2 separate regions of the Mus musculus genome follow, and region 1 is linked to region 2. The links are chromatin loops, found by intact Hi-C in ENCODE. Cell type or tissue: heart. All regions are shown on one strand. Links, peaks and the distances in the headings refer to the core of each region. The heading gives the core; the rest is flanking DNA. Region 1 overlaps Cpeb2 (cytoplasmic polyadenylation element binding protein 2). Region 2 holds the start of Bod1l (biorientation of chromosomes in cell division 1-like).

Region 1 (8,337 bases), core at 327-8,326, 1.4 Mb after region 2:
CCCTCCAATTTTGGCACTTAAAGATATACTTTCTGGGAAACTGCTGAGCAATTAGTGTTTGTACAGAAGTGCTGTGATGCTGTGATGGCGAGTTCAGTGGTGGATGAAAATAGATGACTGATGGGAATATAAGTGATTTGGAAGGCAAGGCAATCCAAACCTGAGTCATCTTCTTACCTGTATTCTTTACCACTGGTTATGGCTTTTATCTCTAGGTCATAGCCTCGTCTATAAAGAAGGACCTTGAATTATACCGTGCAAAACCTTTGTAGGCCAACTCTTACACAGCCTCTGATCTGTTTGGCCTTTTCTTTTTTTCCCTGGTCTCCCAGTTCTCCTAACACTGACTGTATTGCTTTTTCAAAATATATAACAGGCTTGGGAGACTAAAGCCTTGAATTCAGACAATGCAAATATATATATAACCTTATTGCCTTCTTTAAGTAGTCAGTCATTATACTTCTTTTCTGTTTCTATCTTTCCATAAAAGCGTGTAGTGTTTGGAGTTCTAGAAAACACAACAGAGGCTAGGTAAACTGACACTGGTAGCTCAAAATAAATGTGAAGTAACTCCTCAGTATTCAGAAAGATTAAAATATTTAGAATGATCAATTATGTTAATATCAGAGCTAGTTTTTATTTTTGTGATCATACACTTTTTATTAACAAGTACATTATTTTAAACAATGTAACTTATTTCCTTTAGTCTGAAATGAATCAGGTCTACACTAAAATAAATTACAGACCTAATATCTTAATTAAGGATGCTTCAGCCATGACCTACAACAAGATTTGAACATGTAATTGAATGGAAGAAATATTTTCAAAGGTTAATTTATGTCATTTGTTTCAAGTAAAATTTTATGGATTGATGTTTTTGTTTTTAATATTTTTATGGGAAAACTTCAAATTTAAAATATTTTTAAAGCACATGTAAATTATGTCCACTACTGACTTTAAAAATTATTGTCAGTTTTTTTTTTAGTGTGTGTATGTATGCATGTGTGTAAGGTGTGTGCACATATGCACATGAGTGTATGCATGTGTGTAAGGTGTGTGCACATATGCACATGAGTTATGCATGTGTGTAAGGTGTGTGCACATATGCACATGAGGATGAAGAGGTGTCATCCCTTGGAATTGGTGACCAATTAGGCAAGGATGACTGGCCAGTGAGTCCCAGGCACCCTCCTTCCTCTACCTCCCAGCTTGGGGATCATAAGAACTCTCCACCATGACAGATTTTGCATGGGTTTGGGGGTTGTACCTCATGCTTGTGAGGCAAGCACCTAACCAACTGAGCTACCTGCCCGGTCCCCTTAGTAGATCTCTCTACTGACTTCTCTCAAGCTAAGCTTTCTTCTTTGTTTTTGAGAGTAAGCTGCTACTTTATAGCTCAAGCTGGTCTTAACTTTGAGGTGTCCCTGCCTCTATCTCCTGAGAACTGAAACTATAGTAGATGTGCCCAAAATCCATAAATTTGAGAATGCTTTTACCATTTAGTAAGAAATCATGCTTAAAACTGTAACTTATTAATTTCCTCAAAATAGAATTTTCACTGAGATTTTTTTTAGAAAGTATGTTCATTTGTAAATACGTAAAATGTTTTAAATGTTTTAAATCAGAGTCAATTTCCTTTTAACTAAGGTTATTTATTGTTCACTTTTGATATGTGTCACTTCTGCAGTACATCCTGAGAAACCTATCAATATATATTGGTCTGCAGCCTGCTGGGCCGTTTTCAGTGCTGGATATTTACTGTACATCCTGGATATTACCTTGAATTAATTGGAAATATTTTTTACAAATCAAACATCCAAAATGATATAATGTAAAATAAATCACAATTTGAAGATCTTGTTTTAGGAAAATATGTCACTTGACTCTTTTGTGAGCTCTCCTGAGAATCAGTGTGTGATAGGAGAGTAAGGCCAGCGTGTCATGACACAGTGGCCTTACTGCAGGGACCCTGAACTTCAGAAAACAGAGAGCTTTAAACTCACACATGGCCAACAGAGAAGAAGAATGCTTTTTCCCAACTGTGTTTGAGCAGTGGGTGCTTTCCCAGGGTGTTTACTGCCTTAACTTTAAAGTTAAAATATAATATGCCTGCCTTTTTCCCCATACAAGCTTGTGGCTAGTGTATGGGTAAAGAAAGATAGTAGCATAAACAATAGACTTTAAGAAGCAACGATAGGTTTTTCAGTTATTCTATTTTTATCTTCTTACTATGGGGCTCTATTGCCTTATTTCTGTAAAACGCCACTTAATTTATTACCAGGTTGTTTTTGTACTGTAGAAAAGATGCTTTATGGATTTGTCCCCAGAGTCTAATGTTCTGAAACGTCTTAGTGACTTTCAAATAGCCATGCAGTGATAACTATAAGATGCATTGCCACGACTTTCTGTATTTGTTAGTCTGTCAGGATTGCTGTGTGCATCTTTTATTGCTGAATTGCCTCGTCTTCCTTATAGTTTTAAACTGGTGACAATTTAGTTGAGTAAATCTTTTACTTAGTATCCTTATCTTAGAAGGGCACATCTTTGTTTTATAGCCGAATGTTCATCATTAAATGTGATTTGTTTTAAACTGTCTCTTGAAAAGAATAGTTCTCAACTATAACATGGATCCATTCAGTAGCTAGAAATTCATTTGCTAGCAAAGCTGTTTTGGTATTTGATACTTGCCCCAGTTTAATCACTTAGCAGGTTCAGGAGAGGGTTGGATTTAGTCCTTTATAATTACCATTTTAATAGTAGTCTTTCCACTCAAACAGCTCAACTTACATATTTTATAGAGATTTTATGGCAGAGATAAAGAAGTACTTAACAGACATTTGAGAGCTAGATGTGTGATTAGAAGGAACCCAGCTTTAATTACTTTCGAAGTTTAGTGGTAGGATCCGGAAACACAAACACATTCCTTGCACACACTGTAGGGTAGAAACAGAGTCAGTGGGAATGAAGACAGTAGTAACTGTGTTGGTCTTGTTTGCACAAAGGCCATCTTCTTCTTCTTTCTTCCACTTTATGTCATTTATTGTTATAGTACTTTTGCTTTTTTTCTACAATTTTAAGTGGCCTATAGGCACCATTTACTCTGACATGGTCATTTTCTAGAAGATGGAGACAGAGTATAAAGAGGTTCTGTGGTGTAGAGGATCATAAAGCTTAATGCTGTTTATAATGTCTGGCCAGTAGCTTCACTGTTACCTAAGAACTGCTGAATAAGACCCAGGAAAGGTGCACCAGTGTGTACTAACCTGCCTTTCATCGAGTTCTGACACATGTTCAGTTCTGGATAGCACTGCTATATTTCATTATTCTCTTTGTTTTGCCCCGCCCCCCCCCTTACCAAGTTCACTTGTTCTAGTGAAGAGTGTTGTAGATGGGTATGTTGTATGTTGAGGATCTTTCAGTTAAAGCTCACTCATTGGGTGGTGCTTGGTGATAAAGTTAGAACATGAGCCTCCTCTCTAGCGTCTTTGCATCATTCAGTGTTACTCCTCACCCTTCCTAATTCCTTGAGAGCACCTTGTTTAGTCTGCTGTGCTGCTTCTGGCTCCCTAGCTTTAAAAAGCATACAACCCTAGTTAAACATCAAAGGGGAATACATAAACAAACCTATGTTTCTCTTTAGCTCTCTAAAGACCTAGATCTGAATGTTTGTTGGTCCCAATGGAAAATGATGAAAGCTATAAACCTTTTTTTTTTTAAGAAAATAATATGTGTAAATTACCTATGGGTACATAAAATCCTAGAGACTTATAGTGTCACTTGAAATGTGGATCCAGGTTAATCAGTGCTGTATCAATTTTGAGAGTTTGGGATGATCTATCCTGCCTCCCCCATGTGTGCATGAATTTGTGCATTTGTGTATATAGCATACAGTTGGTGGTGGCATTGACATATTTTGGGAAAAGACTTCCAGACTCTTTGGAGGATATGGGCCTTAGCATGTTTAGCTAGTTTCCCATATATTTCATTCCATATTCATTGAGTATGTGTATATATATATATATATATATATATATATATATATATATATATATACTTACATATATAGGCACCAGAGCTTTCAAGCAAGCAAGGGATTGTGCTTTGAGCAAACAAGGCTACTGACAGTACAGAAGGCAGTTCTCAGTTGGGGATATGGGAATGTGAGCACCTTTCCTCTCCCTCCTTTTGCCTGCCTGCCTTCTGCAGTGGAGCTGGGAGAGGGAAAATTGTAAACTGTGGAAGCACTTTGGTGAGTGAGAGTTGAGTGTAAACACACTAGACATTCATCCTTTTTTCTGATACTAGTGTCTTACAGAGTTCAGTGTATAGGATGTTTATGCATTCATTGTTTTACAATTTAGATGACTAAGTCACTTCTAAGTATCTGATAGATGTTTAAAGTGTGGTGCAATTGTTAAATTCTTCTCCAAGATAATTATTTTCCAAGTGCTTTTATCTGCCTTCCTAAACATGAGAAAAATGTGAAGCAACTGAAAATGTGTTTTTGTGCATAATATTTATAAAAATGATCAGAGATTATTTCACTGCATTCAGTTAATACTGCCAATGAAATTACATTAATTTTTATATATTTTAGAGGTGAATGTGTTTTAAGTATCAGTATTTTCTTGGGATACAAGTTAAATGATAATGTATTAATAAATTGTTCCATTTTATGTGAGAAAGATTATATTATATAATATTTTTAACTTTCTTTAAGATTACATAGATCTTATATCTTTTCTTTTTCTGTCTTCCAGGATCGAAGTAGAATGTATGATAGCTTGAATATGCACTCTCTGGAAAATTCCCTTATTGATATCATGAGAGCAGAGCACGATCCTCTCAAGGGTAGGTAGCATTTTATAGCTTCGATTTCATATACATATTGGTTTGACTGCTTATGGAAAATTAGCACTTATATATAAACTAACTGATAAATGAAGAAATTTCATTAACATTCTTACTTCATGCGTGTAATTTTTCTGTCACTTGTCTGTTTTATAGTGGTAAAAATCTTGTAATTGAATCACCTTGAGGAAAGAGAGGTATTAGTTGTCTACGTTTTAGCTAAAGTTTCTATTGCTATGATAAAATATCATAGTCAAAACAAGTTGGGGAGGAAAGCATTTATCTTAGAACTTTAGTACATCACAAGGGGAGTCAAGACAGGAACTCAGGACAAGAACCTGGGCGGCTGGATCAGAAGCAGAGACCTTGGGATAGCACTGCTTGCTTGCTTGCTTCTCATGGCTTGCTCAGCTTGCTTTCTTATACAATCCAGCACCTCCTGCCCAAGGATGACACCATCAATAATGGGCTGGGTCCACCCAATCCATCAATCCATCAATCGATCAATCAGCAAATTTATGGAGGCATTTTCTCAATTGATTCCCTATTGTCACATGAGTCTAGCTTGTGTCAAGGTGACAAATCAGTAAGTAGCCAGCAGAGTAGTGTATTGTGAATTTACTAGTATACTAACTGTTGTGTCTAGTTCAGAACTCCTCCTTGGCTCAGAATCATGAATTTTTTTTTTAAATCTGAAGTTTTAATCTAGAAAGGTAATTTTCTTAGAAATGTTTGCCCCACGAACAACTTTTTGTTGCCAAGTAAGTTGATAACAGCAATGGGATGTCTAAGAATCTTACTTGAGTCCTTTTGTCTTCCTAATCCTGTCATTTTAAGGACTGTGCTATTGTTGGTATACACTAGTGACAGTTCCTCAAATTAATAAGGTTATGCTTTGGATTTTTTCATTGTTTTCTTATGGGTTTTGTTGTTGATCTTTGCCTCATATATTTTTAGGCTCTCTGTATGAGGTCTTGTTCTTTTTCAAAATGAGTATTGCTTACCTCGGGTCTTCCATTTCAGAATAGAGTTTACACTGGGCGTGGTGGCACATGACTCAGGAGACTGAGGCTGGAAGATCACCAGTTCACTGCCAGCCTGAGCTAGGTAGCAAGACTGTCTCAAAGTAAACGCAGGCATACAAGAAAGAATACAATTGTTAACAGCTTACAACTAAGAACTTTATTAAAATTCCGTTTTCTTTAGAAAGAAAAACTCCTAGCACAAAGTCAAGATAGTTCACTGTTACCATAGATGAGGAAAAGCTTTTCCTTACTTATTTCCCCTGATCTTTCTTAGCAAGGCTTCTGGAAGATGCTAGAGAAAATGCCCACCGCCACACTACTCATTATCATGTTTCTTTAGCCTAGGCATCCTACAAAGTAGAAGGGCATCTAGAGAGGGCCAGGAGGGAAATGCTGCAGCAGCAGCATGTGCTGAGAGCAATGACTTCAAAATTAAAAGGAATTCATTCAATTTGTTAGGAAAGGCATCTTAGGCTCTGAAAAAGAGAGAGGATTGAAGTCCTGCAAGTTTTAGGGATCACCATGTTAGCCAGTTTCTGTTTCTAACTGGGATAATTTATTTTTCATATGTATTATGTCAAGAAAGGGAAAAGAAGCTTTGGGAAAACATCTCCGCATAGTATAAAGACATAAGGCTGCCTATGCTGCCGCTGTGTAGCTATCAACACCGTTAGCTGAACGCTCCTGCTTGATGTCTTCCTCCTCCGCCTGCTGGCTCATGCCACTGGTTCCTGCTTAGCATGCATTTTCTTTCTCCACACTTTGGGACCACTGCCTTTATATGGGGGCGGCGATGCTGGACCTCTACACAGTCTGTCTAAGCAGAGCTATGGCAAACAAAGTAAGCAGCTGGGGTACCTGATGTGATTATTGTTTCCCCATCTTTCCCTCCCTCATGTTCAGGGCAGCGCCCAGTCTTCTCTTGTCTTTTTATCTCGGAAAATCATTTCCGCTGCTTAGGACACAGACTGCATTTGTGTTTCTCATAAAATGTCTCCTGAAACCAGTATTTGCTTAGTCTTCCTCAAGAGATCTACCAATAGACAGGATTCGGAGAGTGCAAATTTCAAAATGAGCTCCTTGTTCTCTTTCTATTGTAATAAGAGATTGTATTACTTGTCTAGTGCTGCAGAACAACTCAGAATTAACTTAAAACATTAACAATAATCACCCTTCTTACATAATCTCTAAAGGTTAGAATTGGGAAACAACTTATTTCTGGCTAAGGGTCTTATGAGGTAGCAGCCAAGAGGTTTGTTGATCCTACAGTGTGACCCCTCGGTTAGTCTGAAGGAGTCCTTTCTGTGTGATTAGAAATTTAGTGTAAAGCTACTGGAGAAAACGGAACCTCAGCTCCTTGCCATGTAGACCTCTCCACAGGCCTGCTTTATCCTTATCACAGCACGGCTGCTAGTGCTACCTCGTCCTGTCCCCGGCCCCTTGCTGCCCAGAGTGAGTGCACAGATCCGTGTGAATGTCTGTGTCCTAGAGCCTAGCCTCAGATGTCTCACACCATCATTTGCATGGTATCCTAACAACTGACCAGATATGGCTCAGGATCTGTAATTAGGAAGAGGCAAGCACTGGTGGGAACCTTTGTGGACACTGTATTCTTGAGGAGTCAAAGGCAAATCTATAATTTCTCATTTACTTCCATTCATAAGTTTAAAGGAAAACATAAGCTATTCAAAGTGGTTATGAGCAGAGAGCAAGTAGTTGAGACGGTGAATAGAATGTGAAAAGTACTGATCTCACTAAGATGTAAGGGACTTCACTCACAGAAACAACCTCTCAGCTCACTGTCATCGAAAATCCTTTGCTCTAGCTCCTTCCCTTTTCCAGCACCCATTTCAAAAGTTAAGAAGGAGGTTTTTATGGTCTAGTATAGCGATAGGAAAGCTCTCTCATCTTGTTGGAGATATACAGATAGTAAATGGTGGCAGCCAGAGATGGCACTGACTGTGACAACTTTATCCTTTGCCGACTGCACTGTGAGGATGTATACTGTGAAGAAAGCCAAGTTCTCTATCCATGTGCAAAGTATAGCCTTCTGGGGAAAGATAGAGACCATATACCAAACTATAAATATATAGAGGAGTTGGAAATACCATGGAGGAGGAGTAAGATGTGTAGAGAGAGGGTATGTGGAAAGTTATCCCTAACTTATGTGTGGAATAAAGGCAATTCTGATACAAAGCTGGAGTAGAGCAATGAAGAATTGTTGGGAGAAAGTGTTATTTCATGGAGAGGCATATATGAGATTTTAACTTTTGGAGAACTGAAAGACTGCTCTCAGCTTGTTGTTGAGGGCCACATGACACTGTTGGCTCATTCAGTGTTGTCAGACATGTGCTGTCCTTTGCTGGGGAATCAGAAACACTAACACACTGTGATGTGCTTTGCTCGGCCTGAATGCTTCTGACCCAACTGCTTTATTTATGTGCAGTGTGATCTCTCTGCT
Region 2 (8,337 bases), core at 138-8,137:
GATTATACACTACTTACTTTCTTTTTCCTCTGCTAGGATGAACTGTGAAGCAGCAGAACTCTAGTTTACCGTTGTATTTCCAGCTTCTAAAATGTCTGGTATGTAAGATTTGAACAATGAATACTATTTGATCCATGAACTAACTGACCAGAAGCCATTCATAATTGTGAAAGTATCCAAAACTACCTTCACCAGTCATCAAAATTGAGGCTGAATTTTCTTGGTCCATCAGATTCTTGTCTAGGACACAATGCTGGGCCTCTCAATTGTCCCTCTTCATTCTCCTGTGGATAGTCAATAAAAAGGGGCCAGGATGGCTTTCAAGCCACACAGCTTGAGTCAGACACCTGATGACTAGTTGTCTAGAAAGAGCAGCCTTAGTGGAGTAGCTAGATGTTGGAGCTGTCCAAGGCTACAGCTCTTTCAAGAATGATAGTCAATCTGCCATAGAAACACTCTTGCTTCAGGACCACTGGAGGCCTACCAGGAGAGTTATGTTTGTTGGCTCCAGGAGTGGAAGTAGACACTGGTACCTCTCACCCTGGTGTGGACACACGGAATGGAAGACTGTCTAAGACAGCACCTGCTACTGTTACACATGTATGTGCCTGACACAATCCACCGACTGTTCATAGCCTATATACCACAGGGAAGACTTTCAGGTGGAAAGCAGGCCAGTCTTTCATGTTCAGTTGTGAAGAATACCATACTTCCTACAAGTGGCAGATGAGACTCAAGAGTTCCATTAAAGTGACAGTCCTTTATATGAGTAGGGAATAGTACCTCTATTTTGGCCTACTCATTGTGTTGTTATAAATGCTACATTCCTAAGTAGTATTCTTTTGCATTTTACATATTAGGAAAAATAGAAATGTGATTTAATTATAAATATTTTAAGTTAAAACCAACACATCTGTTATCTAAGGGTGAGGAAGATGGGGGGGGGGGGGTAGAAACAGTGGTACGGAGGGGAAGAGAGAAGGAATGATTATCGAGGAGATTCAGCAACTATGCCCCGCTGTGCTGCTCTCTGGGAAGAGAGTGTCTTCTCTGTTCCACTCTTATCTAGCGTAAGCTTTTTATCTACAGAAGAACATTCTGTGGTCCCTCTCTATACATAGCACAAGGTTGAACCACATGAAAGTACCTCCAGTCAACTACTGTCAACTATTGAAAACAGCACTTTTGACGAGAAAGGCCTAGCTTTCCTTACACTGCCATACCAATTTTTCTTCTTTCACCCAAGGAACATTTTAATAATCTACTTTTAGAAGTTTGGGCAGGGATACCACAGACAATGGTAATATTTAATGGAGATGAGATAAATAACAGGTTGAATTGTAAAAACTGCACCTGTCATCAAAATATTAAAACATTAAATTTATTATACACAATATACACAGTGACAAAACAAACACACAGATTTCTAAGAACATCAAAGTGTAATACCCACCTGTTGCTTGCAAACAACTAGCTTTATATGGGGAAACATTTACCTGACCATGCCTAATATTTTCCTATTAAAATACTTTTCAAAAGGCAACAGCAAGGACTTTATAATATGGCCGTGATAGTCCCTAAGCAAGGGAAGATTATACTACCTATACACATTCAATTAATTGAAGTCCCTGTGAATAAAACCTACAACATTTTGGAAAGGCTACGGGAACGGGCCCAGGACCAGAGTCCTTGGAGAAGATATCCTCAGGTTGTTCGGAGGACTTATTACAGAGGAGATGACAGAGCTGTGTGCTGGTGACCTCAAAGCTCAAGGATATGCAGATGCTGCAAGCACCCCTCTTTTAAAGGTTCTTCATTCAGATCTGCCAGTCTGAAAAAAACCTTACATCATCACAACTCCAATCCAACAGACCAACCCACACTGAAGCAAAAGTAAACAGATACACAAACCCCCAAACAAAACCAAATGAAAGCAACAAATACCCCACAAGAGGAACCAACACCTCTCCCTTCGCCTGCTTCCAGACACACTTTCATAGCTTTTCACCAACTTCACTGACTTAGTCCTGCAACCTTGGCTTGCTGCCAAGATGACAGTTTCCCTGCTAAAGCTCGCTTCCACGTCGGTGCTGGGTGCCTGCAGCCCTCCCCTTCTGCTTGGTTAGGGAACCTTTCTGCTGACCCTTGCCTCTCTGTCCTCTGTCTCCTAACATATAACCTAACACACACCCCCTCCCCTTTCCTTCTTTCACTTCAAGTTGCTGTCATTTCCTCTCCACAGATTTCCAACGGAATGGCTGGCTCCATGCGCTATACCTCTCTTTCTCTCTGTCTGTCTGTCTGTCTGTCTGCCTCTTCTCATCTTAGTAAACTACTAAGCCAGGCAGCCATTGCAAAAGATCAAACGACAGTCCCATCTCCCAACCCACTTTTTTTCTCTGCCCAACTTTGCCTCTCTACCTTTGCAAGTTCACCCGCCCCTCAACATCCAGCAAAATACATTGTAAATCGTTGCCTTACCGTTTTACGATATCTGCAAACGCTACATTTGTTGCATTTACAAGCCGAAGAAACTTTTGGTAGAAAAAAAAAACCAATTTAGGTGAAAAAAGTAAGTAGGTAGTGGTGGCACACGCCTTTAATCCCAGCACTTGGGAGGCAGAGGCAGGCGGATTTGAATTCAAGGCCAGCCTGGTCTACAGAGTTCCAGGACAGCCAGGGCTACACAGAGAAACCTTGTCTCGAAAAACAAAAGAATGAACTCTAAACCGAGTCCCGTTTGCCTTAGTGCTTCTAAACCAGTCTCCCTAGGAACGACTTGGGTCTTGCTTACCACAGTGGTATACTAGCTAAGGCCAAGCATTGCCTGGCACATAATAGGCATTCCAGGCTAGTGTTTCTAGCCGGAGAAAGGAACACAAGGGCAGGGGAATGAATGAACATTCCAAGACTTGCAGAGTGCATGGCACACCGCCGCAAGTCTAACAAACAAACAAACAAGCAAACAAACAAATCAACAAACGAAGCAGCTGCAAAAGGAGCCCTGTATGCAAGACAGTCCCGAGGGTCCGGCTCGGGGAAGTCGCCCCTCGGAGCACACGGGACCCCACTCCCCGCGCCGCCCGCCGCTCTAGCCCCGCACCTTGGTGTCCACATCGGCCAGGCAGTCCCTGCGGAACTGGTCGAAGAGCCCCTGGCTCTTGAGGTGGTTTACGATCATGGCAACGAGCTGCGGGTCCCCAGCACCAGCCCCCGCGCTTCCCGGCCCGCTCGCTCCCGGGCCAGCCCCAGGGCCAGGCGGCGGAGGCGGCGGCTGTGGTTGCGGTGGCGGCGGCGGAGGCGCGGGCGGCGGTGGCTGCGGCTGCGGGTTGGTGGCCATGGCGTCCCGGACCGGGGAGCCCGCGAGCCCAGGCGGGCAGGCGCTCCGAGGAAGGCGGCTACACAGGTCCCGCCGCCTGAGGGAAGCCAACGGGATGTTGTTACGGAACCAGCGGATCTAGAGCAACCCCGGAAGTGAAAAGGAACTGAGGGAAAGGAGGAAAAGGCGGTGACAGCAGCAACTCAAGTCTGGCTACCGGGGCCGCGGCGGGCCAATTCCAGCCGCCTCGAGGCGCGGGCGCCCTCACGAGGCTGAGACGGGCGGGAACAAGTTGTGGTGGCGGCTGCCGCCGGGGAGCGAAACAGAGAGCCGGGTAGGAGCGTGCGCCCGCTGGCTCTCCACCTGTAGCTTCAGCTCAGAGGAGGCAGGAGTGAAGCGTTGGTTTAGTTTCACTGTTGCGGCTGCCCCAAGCCCGCCGCAGTGCGAAGCAGCCGTGGACTTTCTTTCTTTCTTTCTTTCTTTCTTTCTTTCTTTCTTTCTTTCTTTCTTTCTTTCTTTCTTTCTTTCTTTCTTTCTTTCTTTCTTTCTTTCTTTCTTTCTTTCTTTCTTTCTTTCTTTCTTTCTTTCTTTCTTTCTTTCTTTCTTTCTTTCTTTCTTTCTTTCTTTCTTTTTCCACCCACCCATCCCATTCTTCTGGTGTGTCTATCTCACTTGCTCCAACCTACAACCTCCCATTACTGTCTCTTAAGTAAGCTACGAGGGTTTTGCTGCACATGACGGTACTAGCGAGTGAAATCTGTATAGAGTTGTGTCTCAGGCATGACCCGTACACGCGTTAAGGCGTTTAGTCCTTGGGTGACACCTAAGACTGAGTCCTTGTATGATCGGGCTAGTTTTATGTCACCTTGACACAAGCTAGAGTCATCTATGAGGAGAGCACCCTAGTTAAGAAGAATGCCTCCCTAAGATCTGGCTCTAGGCAAGCCTGTGGGATGTTTTCTTAATTAATGTAGGATTAACTAATTAATTGATGTAGGAGGGTCCAGTCCATTGGAGGGGGCTACCCCTAGGCTGGTGGTCTTGAGTTCTGTAAGAAAGTATGCAGAGTAAGCCAGAGGGAGCAAGCTACTCGAGTACTCCAGGACCCTTGCCTTGGCTTCTGCCTCCAGGTTCCTGCCCTGTTTGAGTTCCTGTCCTGACTTCCTCTGATGAGAATGAACAGTGATAATGAAAGTATAAACCAAATTGCCCGCACCCCGCACCCCAGTTGCTTTTGGCCCTGGTGTTTCATTGTAGCAGTAGTTACACTCAGACATTCTACTAATTCCAATTTGCACATCAGGAAACCACGTAAATCATACAGAGTTGCACAGCGGGGGGGAAATCGCCTGACCTGGGACGGCGTTGTCTTTAAAATCTGTTCTTAAAGCTGAGTGGTGGTGCTTTTAATCCAGAAGCAGAGGCATGCAAATCTCTTGAGTTCAAGGCCCCTCCAGTCTACAGGTCTACAGAGTTCCAGGACAGCCAGAGAAATTCTGTCTCAAAAACAAATCAAAACAAAAAATTAAAAAGAGACAAACAACAAGAAAAAAAAAACATAAAAAAAGCAGTCAAGTTTAAAGTGGTGTAAAGTATAATTTAATTCCTTCCTTTCTCCCTTTCTTCGTTCCTTTTTTTTTTTTTTTTTTTTTCCTTTTTGAGACAAGGTCTAGCCGTGTAGATTTCACTGGCCTTGAATTCAATATTTAGATCTACCTGGCTGTGTCTCCAGAGTGCTGGGGATTAAAGGTGTGTACCACCACACCTGCCTAGTATAATTTTCTTTTTGTAAATATTTTTCAAAATAAGTTTTCACAACAAGATGAGATTATAACTTGTTTTTCCTAGTGTACTAACAGTGAAATGCAATACACTAAGTGCTGTTGTCAAGTGTGTATATAATATAAAAAGACTTAATGTTTATTTGGTATATAAGTATATACCTAATTAATTCAACGTTTCCAAAATAGCTAAGAATCATCCATAAAACTGAAAAACTTCACAAATTTAATTAGGCACAATGACTAAACTTTGAAAATTAATAAAAGGTATTTGTTGCTAAAAAGAATTTGTGGCTCCAGGCTAAGAGGACTGGCTACTCTTCCAGAGGTCCTGAGATCAATTTCAAACAACCACAATGTGGATCACAACAATCTGTAATGGGATCCGATCCCCTCTTATGGTGTGTGTGAAGACAGCATACTTATATACATACAATAAATATACACATACATAAATTAAATATAAAATCTTTTTAAAAAGAATTTTAAAATATTATTTACATATAATATACAAAAGGTGCTAAATCAGTTCTGAAATATATGCAGGTATAAGTTGATGATAAATTAGATAATTTCTGATTGATATTCTAAACTGTGTGATGCTTGACTTACTGAAATCTTAGAAGTAGAGTGCTTGCATTCTGGAGCTCCAGTTATACTGATCTCACATAGGAGATACAATGTATCTCGAGCAATGCTCTAGCCTTGAAAAACTTCCCAGACAGACTGAGAAGAATCCAGGTCACCGATCTGTACCGTTGGCCTGTCTCAAAGGCACTTTTTCTTTCTGTTTGAGGGCAGATTCTAGGGCTGGGTATTACAGTTACCCGAAGAAAAGGGAAGGGGGCACAGTTCAATTTTTATTTTTAGAAAGCTATTTAAGTAGTTCTTGCCAGTGGCCCTGTTTACTTTGTGTACTCCGGACTGGCTTATTTTATTTTTTACTTATTCACTTTGCATCCTGCTCACTGCCCTTCTCCCAGTCACCCTATCCTACAGTTCTTCCACCCCCTTCACCTTCTCCCCTGAGCAGATGGGGCCCCCTGGTATACCCCCACCCTGGCACTTCAAGTCTCTCTGAGGCTAGACACTTCTTCTTCCTCTTATGCTAGACAAGGCAACCTGGCTAGTAGAATATATCCCATGTACAGGCAACAGCTTTGGGGATAGCCCCCCATTCCAGTCCTTCAGGACCCACATGAAGGTCAAGCTGTACATCTGTTACATCTGAGAGGGGAGGCCTAGACCCAGCTTGTGTATGCTCTTTGGTTGGTGGTTCAGACTCTCAGAGCCCCAAGGGACCAAGTTAGTTGGCTCTGTTGGTCTTCCTGTGGAGTTCCTACCCCCTTCCGGCCTGCAATCCTTCCCCCTATTCTTCTGTAAGAGTGCCCAAGCTTCATCCACTGTTTGGCTCTGGGTATCTCTGTCTAAGTTAGCTGCTGAGTGGAGCCTCTCAGAGGACAACATACTCCTGTCTGCAAGCATATCAGAGAATCATTAATAGTGTCAGGGATTGGTGCTTGACCATTAGATGGGTCTCAAGTTGGGCCAGTTATTGGTTGACCATTTCCTAAGTTTCGGTTCCCTCTTACGTGCCTGCATTACTTGCAGACAGAATAAATTTTGGGTTGAAAGATTTGTGGGTGGGTTTGGTGTTTCTATCACTCCACTGGAGTTCCTGTCTCAATACAGGAAATGTCCTCTTCAGGTTCCATATCCCCCGTGTAGTGAGTCACAGCAAAGGTCACCACCATTGATTCTTGGGTGCCATGTCTTGTCCTGGAGATGTTCCCCCCACCCCCAACCCCTGACCTCCTCACTCCTGTCAATTGAAGATCTCCATTCATTTTCATGGCCATCTCTCCTGTCCTTCCCCACACCTGATCCTGAACTCCGTGTTCCCCTCCCCCTTCCCTTCCATTCAGGTCCCTCCCTCCATCTGCCTCTTATGATTATTTTATTTCCCCTTCTAAGTGAGAGTCAAGCATTCTTGCTTGGGCCTCTTTGTTTAGCTTCTTTGGTCTGTGGAGTGTAACATGGTACCTGTGTTTTATGGTTAATATCCACTTATAAGTGAGTATATACCATACATGCCCTTTTAGGACTGGGTTACCTCACTGAGAATGAGGTAATTCTCAAGTTCTATCCATTTGCCTGCAAAACTCATGATGTCTTTGATTTTAATAGCTGGATAGTATTCCATTGTGTAGATGTACCACATTTTCTGTATCTATTCTTTAGTTGAGGGACACCTGGGTTGTTTCCAGTTTCTGACTATTATGAATAAAACTGCTATGAACATAGTTGACTAAGTGTCTTTGTGAGATGTTGGAGCATATTTTATGTATATGCCCAGGAGTGATATAGCTGAGTCTTGAGGTAAAACTATTCCCAGCTTTCTGAGAAGATGTCAAATTAATTTCCAAAGTAGTTGTACAAGTTTGCATTCCCACCAGCAATGGAGGAGTGTTCTCCTTGCTCCACATCCTCACCAGTATATGCTATCTATTGAGTTTTTGATCTTAGCCATTCTGATGGGTGTAAGATGGAATCTCAGAACTGTTTTGATTTGCATTTCTCTGATGACTAAGAACTTTGAACATTTCTTTAAGTGCTTCTCGGTCATTTGAGATTCCTCTGTTGAGAATTCTCTGCTTAATTCTATACCCCCTTTTAAAATTGGGTTGAGTGTCTAATTTCTTGAGTTCTTTCTAAATTTTGGTTATTATCCCTCTATCAGATGTAGTGTTGGCGAGATCCTTTCCCAATCTGTGGGCTGACTATTTGTCCTATTGACAGTGTCCATTGCCTTACAAAAGCTTTGCAGTTCCATGAGGTCCTATTTTTCAAATATTGATCTCAGAGCCTGCGTCATTAGTGTTCTGTTCAGGAACTTGTCTCCTGTACCGATATGTTCAAGGGCATTTTCAACTTTCTCTTCTATGAAATTTAGTGTATCCAGTTTTATGTTGAGGTGCTTTATCCACTTTGACTTGAGTTTTGTACAGAATGATAAGTATTTTAATTCTTCTACATGTAGACATCCAGTTAGTTCAGCACTATTTATTGAAGATATTTTCATTTTTTTTCATTGTATGGATTTGACTTCTTTATAAAAAATCAAGTATCCATAGATGCATGGGTTTATTTCTGGGTCTTTGATTCGATTTTGTTGATCAATGTGTCTATTTCTATACCAATACCATGCAGTTTTATAACGATTGCTCTGTAGTACAG

Evidence for each region. Hi-C counts contacts between places; a loop is a spot of excess contacts. Peaks named below come from ENCODE experiments on the same cell type or tissue, not always from the same donor. Only the 100,000 strongest peaks of a DNase experiment are listed, where the experiment ranks them.
Region 1: a loop joins it to region 2, with 3 times the contacts of the local background. A loop is called at or near these places in 6 of 42 quality-filtered maps.

What each region holds. Positions count from the first base shown.
Region 1 is chr5:43,239,826-43,248,162 of GRCm38, forward strand. It overlaps Cpeb2 (cytoplasmic polyadenylation element binding protein 2), which reads left to right. Exons shown (of 12, transcript NM_001368806.1): 4 at 4,761-4,851. Among named protein-coding and RNA genes, the nearest start is that of Gm7854, 8.6 kb to the left of the region's middle. In heart, for the core only: no CTCF peak of the experiment used is centred there; no DNase peak of the experiment used is centred there; H3K27ac peaks cover 589 bases.
Region 2 is chr5:41,840,829-41,849,165 of GRCm38, forward strand. Bod1l (biorientation of chromosomes in cell division 1-like) reads right to left here and starts at 3,487. Exons shown (of 26, transcript NM_001310601.1): 1 at 3,104-3,487. The coding sequence starts at 3,340. In heart, for the core only: a CTCF peak has its summit at 3,589; DNase peaks (open chromatin) are centred at 3,533 and 4,503; H3K4me3 peaks cover 2,933 bases; H3K27ac peaks cover 1,874 bases.